Regions from separate parts of the Homo sapiens genome. Here region 1 is linked to region 2. Evidence: chromatin contacts called from ENCODE Hi-C data. All regions are on one chromosome and are shown on one strand. Each heading gives the region's core, a stretch centred on a gene start or an enhancer-like site at or near the end of the contact. The rest is flanking DNA. Distances are from core to core; before and after follow the strand shown. Region 1 overlaps SOX6 (SRY-box transcription factor 6). Region 2 holds the start of SOX6 (SRY-box transcription factor 6).

Region 1 (3,734 bases), core at 262-2,761, 170 kb before region 2:
ACTCTGCTTGTGGATATTCAAATCAGAAATGTACAACTCATTCTGCAGCTCTAGGTATAGATGCTGGATCCTCTGAATATTTATTTCTTCTTAGCAAACCAGTGAAATGCCACTAGGCATCTAATATTGATGGTCCCTCCTAAATGATAAAGTGCTGCATAGAAATGCATCCAAAACACCACAGTGCAATTACTATCATCCACTCTAGACGTATGGGTTTGACACAGTGAAGTATGGTACATAAGCGCCATGTGGCTCAAATTCTGAATTTTATTTGCCAATAGGTTGAGCTACATGCTCGCTTCATTGAGCATGACAACCTAGTTTTAAGTGTCATTTAATTTTCATTTTGAAATATAATTACAAAGTGTTCACTGTAAGATATCACTCGTCTGCAAATGTGTCAAGATTAATTTGTGCTAGCTTATTCACAAGTGTCAATAGTTAATTACTGTGTCATCTCTGGATGGCTAAATGACATTCTAACTTCTGATTTTTTACAGTGTTCCTTTATGTTATTTTCCATTAGGGGCTGAGTCCATATTCCTACATGTGGGCAAATATTCAAGCATATAAAATACCAGACATCACAACTCATTAAAATCAACAGAGCATATATTGCTCTATATACTCCTATAAAATACATTTAACTGAAAAGATAATTCCAGTAATAATGTCAGATTCCTAAAAACTGCACATTAATTTAGATCTGTCTGATCTAAAGCATCAGGGACTACTCTATAGGATCATTGTTAGATTAATGTACTCTTATGAGACAAGAAAAAACATTTGGGAAAGTGATTTATTTTTAAAAGACATACATTTAAACTTTGCTATTTTTTCTTCATTCTCAATTCTAAGTCAATCAGGTCAAATACTTTTAGGAACGATGTACTAATTTGTATTCAATGACTTACCTATGCTATAAATAGTGACCATGTGATGTATCATCCAAACCAAGAAAACTTTCACAAGTAAAAGGAGGCAGGGTATTATTACTCTAGAAAACAGGCATTATACCAGGGCTATCTGGGGAAAACTGAAATGTATGGTCACCTCTTTGGACTTTAAACCTGAAGAAAATCATTGCACCAATGAGCTAAAAGATTCCCAAAGTTTTTCTGGAACAGAACCCCCTTTTTCTGGGAGGAAAATAAGGCCCAGAGAAAAGTCACTTACTCATAGTGAAGCTACAGAGGGATTATATGTGATGTCTATATGAATAAGCATCCCCAAATCATTAATCAAATCCAAACCTGAAACAATGTATCATTTTAGTTATGCCCAGTTGCTATGATGCCTTTTTTGTACACATATTCCCTCAAAATTCTTGAAGACCCTAGATTTCCAGAAGGCTTTGTTTTTTTTTTCCATCTTTTCTTATTTTTATTTTTATTTTTTAGGAAAGCTTACAACAAATAAGCCAATCAATTTGATTACTCTCTGAGCCTGGCACATTCCACATCTCCAGTTCGTCAGTGCCTTTTGCAGGGCTCACCTGTTCTTGCTGTTGGCGAGCAAGGTCCATTTGCTGCCGTTGTTTCTCAATTTGTGACGCTGCCAGTTTTTTCTGTTCATCATGCGCTGCCAGTAGCTGCTCCCGTAAACTGATCAGCTGGGTAATCATGGTGGAGAGCTGCCGTTCTTTTTCTGCCAGGCTCTCAGGTGTACCTAAAATGGAAGCAAGAAGAGATCTCACAAGCTTGAGAAATACCTGGACGAATAAGGGAAAGGAGGGCAGAATTTAGAAAGGGACTATCCTAAGACATTTAAAGATCTGGGACAATGACTGGAGGCCATTGAGGGTACAGGAACACCAGAGAGTAATTACAGCAGTGGAATGAAAGCTAGGGTTCCTCACTGTTCCTGCCAAGAGAAAGTATTGTCACTGGTAAAATTCTCACTCACTCTCCCCTCTTGCTCTAAAAAAAGCAGACTTACCCCATTTTCTCCTTTTTGCCCCCAATCTATCTGATTAAGCTAGGAAATCCATGATATTTAATATGAAAGATCAGAAACTATAGATTATATTAATATTCTATAATCACCTCTAAGCTCAGTGACTAACAGTATCTAAGACATAGTAGGTGCTTAATAAAAGTTACTTGAGGAAGTTTCTGATCCTTACCCTCACAAAATTTTCTATTGTACAAAGATATGTCACTGAAGTTTAGAAGTTAGCAGTCAATCTCTTGGCCATAGAGAGAATACTACAGAGAGAATTAAAACTGCCTCAGGTGAGAAAAGATTGAATGTGATTTTTTTTTTTCCTGAGAAAGGATCAAGTAAAATTCCCAAGTTCATCTGTAAAGGCAACAGTGTTGCTTGGGGGGCTCTATCACCCCTTTGTCATTTGTCATTTTTCAAAGAGAAAAAAACACATTCAAGGTTGAAAAGGTTATGCATAAGGATATGCTGTTTAATGAATATGATGTCGCTGAACACTTATGGTATGCACTAATGGTGCTGAACAGTCTTTTTATGGGCAAATTGCACAGCTCTCCTAAGTAAACGGTACAGAATCCTTTTGTGAATCTAAATTAGAGCATTTTACCGCAGCATAAGATAAGAATTTCAACCCACTGTATCTGAACCACACAGATTTCATTATGAAGAAATGATCTGTGATTTGAAAGCTTTTCAGAAAAATGCCACCAGCTGTCAAAGGGGACAAAGATTGCCAATTTTTGTGTGTGCAGAAGGAGAGACTTCCAACCTCCTTATGAAACCCCCTCATTCCTACTAAGAAAGCACCATTACAATCCCAGAAAATATTTTAATTATGAGTGGCCTTATTTTTAAAGTAGCCCAAAGGAGAAAGAGAAACTTCAGAGGATGCAGGCTAGCACTTGTTAGTATATGATTTCTGAAAGGTAGGACTGACATCAACAGAGAAGCTACCACATTTAGGACTATCGTGGGATTCTTAATGTCAACTCAGGTCCAAAAAAAAAAAAAAAAAGAAAAGCTGTCAGTATCTCTTATATCCTCAGATTTACTGAGCTCAATGATGGCCTAAAATCAAAATTAAAGGAAAAATAAAGTTGTTAGAAAGTGTATTCCACTGATAAGGAAACAAATACTGTATCAAGGCTAGTCGCCAGCTACTCCTTCTAGATCCTGGAATTTATTAAAAGAAAATGGGTTTTTACTTCAGCAATGGGAATTTCATCTTGGTAAAAGGAAGAATTTATTGATCCAGAACTTCCAAAATACAAAAGCAGGTTCCCAAAAAGAATCATAAGATCCATAAGATCTCTTGAAAAGGACAAAAAGTTCAACTAATGTATTTGTTAATATATACAGGAATGAGAAAATACAACACAAGAATGATATTTTTTAAATTTACATATTGAATAAATTTTTAATTCAATAAACATTTTCTGAATTGCCACTATGTATCAGGTACTATAACAAGAACTAAGGACAGCATGGCAAGTAGAAGCAGACACAGTCCCTATTCTTAGGCATTTTGTAGTTCAAAATTTGAAGAGATAGGCTGGGCACGGTGGCTCATGTCTGTATCCTAGCACTTTGGGAGGCTGAGGCAGGTGGCTCGCCTTAGGTCAGGAGTTCAAGACCAGCCTGACCAATACGGTGAATCCCCTTCTCTACTAAAAATACAAAAATTAGCTGGGCATAGGGGTGGGTACCTGTAGTCCCAGCTACTTGGGAGGCTGAGGCAGGAGAATAGCTTGAACCTGGGAAGCAGAGGTTGCAGTGAGCCAAGGCCA
Region 2 (3,931 bases), core at 201-2,700:
ATAGGTATTATTAACTGTACCACAGCTTAGAACAATGACACACTATTCCATGTGTAGTTTGAGATCACTATTTCCACAATTTGAAGCTGAAAGTTCCATCATCAAGATAAACTTGCCTAAAGACCAAACTCACAAACAATAAGGTATCTAGGAAAGCTGGATAAGGAAAGAAACAAATTAATATTTTGAACTTTGACAGGCATGATGGAAAACAAATTCAAGGTGTGTGTTACTCAGAAAAATTCAAAAGAAATGTATCGCAGAATAAAAAGGAGTAAATTGAAAAGCATTGATAAAGCACTATTTTTAATGCACTTGCCAATCATCAATTTAATTTACTATAGTTTTATATAAATAATACTTTCAATACATAGTTATAGCATTAAATACTATAAATCTCAATGTAATACCAGTCTTGCTTAGTTATAGCAGCTTATGAACATTAATAATTTTAAGTTTTTACTAAAAACACATCAGCAATTACCCAGTGGTCTGCTTGTCAGTTGTGTTTCTTTGAAATGTTTATTATGATTAAATATTTTCATTAGTAAAAACATCTTTTACCATAGTGCATAAAATACCTTATCAGATGCAGCATATATTAGAAACTAGCCGTGTATATTGGAAAGATTGATTTTATTGAAAAGATTCATGTAGGGAATCTATGATTCCTCATAGATAATAGTACTCAGGACCTTAGATTATACAGAAAAAATAATCACATGTTAAAAATCTACGAGATGCTACAAATAAAGGTATGCATATTCAACCCTCAGGAAAACCAAATCTGTTTTTAAATAGTCTGTTGCAATTCCCTAGCAAGATTACAAATGTCATGCAAAAATGCTTTTCAAGTTATTACCTTATTACCATAACATAAGCTTTTCTTAACAAGCCATCATCCCACCCAATCAGGTAGGCTTTGAAGTTAGAAAAATTAAAAGGTAAAGTAATACAGCCAAGACCTGTGACAGCTAAAGGAAGCACAAATCACTCACATGAAGTGGCTGCTCTTCCACTCTTCAATCCGGCTTTCTCTTACCACATCAGCCAGAACTTCAGAACTTGAGGGCATAACACCTTTGACACCTTCCCAAATCACAAGAAACCTCTGACTGCCAACCAAAAAAAAAAAAAACCCAACCCCACAGCTAATTAATCTCTGCCAAGTCTCAGGCTACCAATTGTAGCCATAACTTTAAGCAACATCTAATTTGCTAAACAAAACACTGTTAACTTTGTTCAACAATTAAAGGAGTTAAAAACATAAAAGTAAATGAAAGAAGTGAAATCTCTTGGCCTGTTGGGAGATACAGTACCCCACATACCTTCTGCCACTGCTGCTACAGTTAAGCAAACTTTACAAGCTAGTCAAGCCATCATCCAATAGAGCCTATTTGCTGAGCAACAGTGGAGCTTTGTGGTTTGCCTCACAGTTGACAGTAAGTTATGAGCCCTTTGTGAGCACAGGGGAAGGAAAACAGAGATCGGAATTTGGCAGGAAAATATAATACAGAATTCTCCTGTCTATGGAACCTGAATTTTTGTGAAAACAATCAAGCATTGTTGAAAGAAAGAAAAGCAACTTTGACAGATGAAATATAGAGGGGCCCCTTTTAGGAAAACAGTAAACAAAGCGCCATTCAGGCCAGGTCCATTCTGTCATTTATAAAGATAGTTTCTTCTGTGTGGTGAGAGTTTACAGCAAAGAGTTCAGATTCAACAAATCAAGTGTAAAATCTCCCACAGTCCCCATTAAAAAAGCCTGCTAGGAAAAGACAGGAATGCCAAAGAGAAAAATATCACAAGTTTTTCTGTTTGGTAGAGAGGATACAATAAGTAGATGGGGTGAAAGGGACTCTAAGAGAAGTCTGAAAGACAAGCCAAAAAACTAACAATTGTTAATTATAAAAGGCTAATTTTGTCAGAGACAGGAAAAGAGGAGGACACTGGAGATCACTCAATAGAAATATGAAAGGAAGAAGCCATTCTTCATCATTGTTGGAGAACTATGTCTCTATTTCTCCAGGCTGGACCTCATGAGGTCATCATTGGCACGAAAGGCTCAAAAACTTGGGCTTGGTACTACTATAGTTTGGCCATCTGGAATGTCAGCACACAGTGCACTACTTTCTCCAAAGTATCTTAATTCCTCTTTCCAAAAATAGGCACCCTGGCCAGCTTTAGTCACCCAGACTGGAAAATGTACAGCACAGAATGAAATGAAAAGCATTTTTGTTTTCTCACCCTCCTCAACTAGAAATACGATTTCTGTGCGGGAGAATTAAGGAAGAGGGGCCCAGAGCACTGAAGCTCTGATTTACAGAGCCTATTTCTGCTATGCGTACGGTCGGCAATTGTTAGTACTTATAACCAACTGAGTTTTGGGCATCCATGGAATTCTTAAAGACGTATGTCTTTTCAGCCAACACAGTCATTGTTAATGCTTTAAAGAATAAAAAAGAGGGACCACAAGCCAATAAAGTCACAATTAGAATCAAATGACACATTGCTTGCACATCATTTGGAAAACATGTATAAAACTACTTGGTTTTTGCTACACCCAGCTAAAGTGACAGCCTTCGCTGTGTGTTAATCTGGAATCAAACCAAGCCACACCTAAACAAATAATGCTTAGTAGATGCAAAATAATACGGATTCTTTTATTTAGACTACCCAAACAATTTATTTCACCAACGAAATCCCATAATAACTAGCTACATTTTAAACATTCCTTTTAAAACAAAGCCCACAAAATGCTGAAGTGTGCCCATAGGTCAAGAATAATAAAAGCAAGCATGCATATGGATTCAATGCTGCAGATTTATTCAGCATTGGTTAATGGTTTCTATAGAGATTGATGTCAATCTCTCTGGCCTTTCTTGTGTCAACAGTAAGTTACAACAAGAAAGATCGTGGCTTTTGCCTTTGATTAGAAGAGGTATCTTTCTCTAGTTGACTGAAGGTCACAGCATTTGCAACATGTGCTCACTTATTACAGCTCCCATGCAGAATGTATACATAAAAAGCTGATTTACTCCCCAAAAAGGGCCAGAGCCATAGTGAACAAAAGATGACTCTGACCACATTAGATGGTTTTCTTTTCAAATAAATTCAGTCCTGATAAACCATTAAACATCAGCACATTACTAATAAAACTATAACTAGGAGACATCCTTCCACTCTGCCATTCTCCTGCCATCAACGACTTTCAAAATTATAGAATGCCAGGACAAATCATTACATTGTTTTACCTTAAAAATATATTTTACAAGAAAATTCTCAATTTTATTATGAAAGAACAAATAGTTCTACCAACAGGAAAGTGTTACAGCAAACAAACAGGGTAACTAAGGGGAAACCCAGTTGGTTTGAACATCTAGCAGCTGAACAGAACACAACATGACTAAAATATACATATATGCACATCGATTCATGTGGCAGAGCATCAACTTATGCCCCAATTACTGGTCTAGAAAGAACACCTAAATAAGAAGTGTTTGGAGAAATTATCTGGAAGACAGGCCATAAGAGGGAAAGAAATTAGCAGGATTTTTCTCAATAAGCTTCCTTTCAAGTAGTAGATATTTTGCCACAGTGTTCTGAAGGAAACAGAATCATGGTTTGACCTGAAAGAGAAAGAAAAGAAAATCCCTTTTCTCTGGCCTCAATTCTTTATCTGTAAAATGAGGTATGTTTCTAACACTGAAATTTTATTAGCCTATGACTCTAAGGCAATCCTAATAGGAGAAATACTAAAATTGGCTTGTGAACCAGAGAAGTTGCCAGTTCTGTGTCTACTACCTCTTTTATTTAGCCTACAAATATTTACTGACTACCTGCACTGTGTCAAGTACCATACTGACTGCCAGACAGACATACAGAGGCATATAAATAAGACAGCAACTTCCCATAGTCCACAGTCTAGCAA

The links. Hi-C counts contacts between places; a loop is a spot of excess contacts on that map. Pooled maps may share reads with other maps.
Region 1: a loop to region 2 is called in a map of gastrocnemius medialis, with 3 times the contacts of the local background. The contact joins the enhancer-like site here to the promoter of SOX6 in region 2. A Hi-C loop is called at or near these places in 5 of 168 maps with a recorded cell type or tissue (Caco-2, K562, gastrocnemius medialis and 2 more) and 5 of 50 pooled maps.

What each region holds. Positions count from the first base shown.
Region 1 is chr11:16,185,285-16,189,018 of GRCh38, forward strand. It overlaps SOX6 (SRY-box transcription factor 6), which reads right to left. Exons shown (of 16, transcript NM_001367873.1): 5 at 1,499-1,671. Among named protein-coding and RNA genes, the nearest start is that of SOX6, 170 kb to the right of the region's middle. Within about 2 kb of position 1,512, at least 2 of the 41 ENCODE cell types and tissues checked have a DNase peak (open chromatin) inside an H3K27ac peak, as active enhancers do; they include gastrocnemius medialis, where a contact is called at or near this core.
Region 2 is chr11:16,355,096-16,359,026 of GRCh38, forward strand. It overlaps SOX6 (SRY-box transcription factor 6), which reads right to left and starts at 1,451. Exons shown (of 16, transcript NM_001367873.1): 1 at 999-1,451. RefSeq lists an enhancer at 1,136-2,449.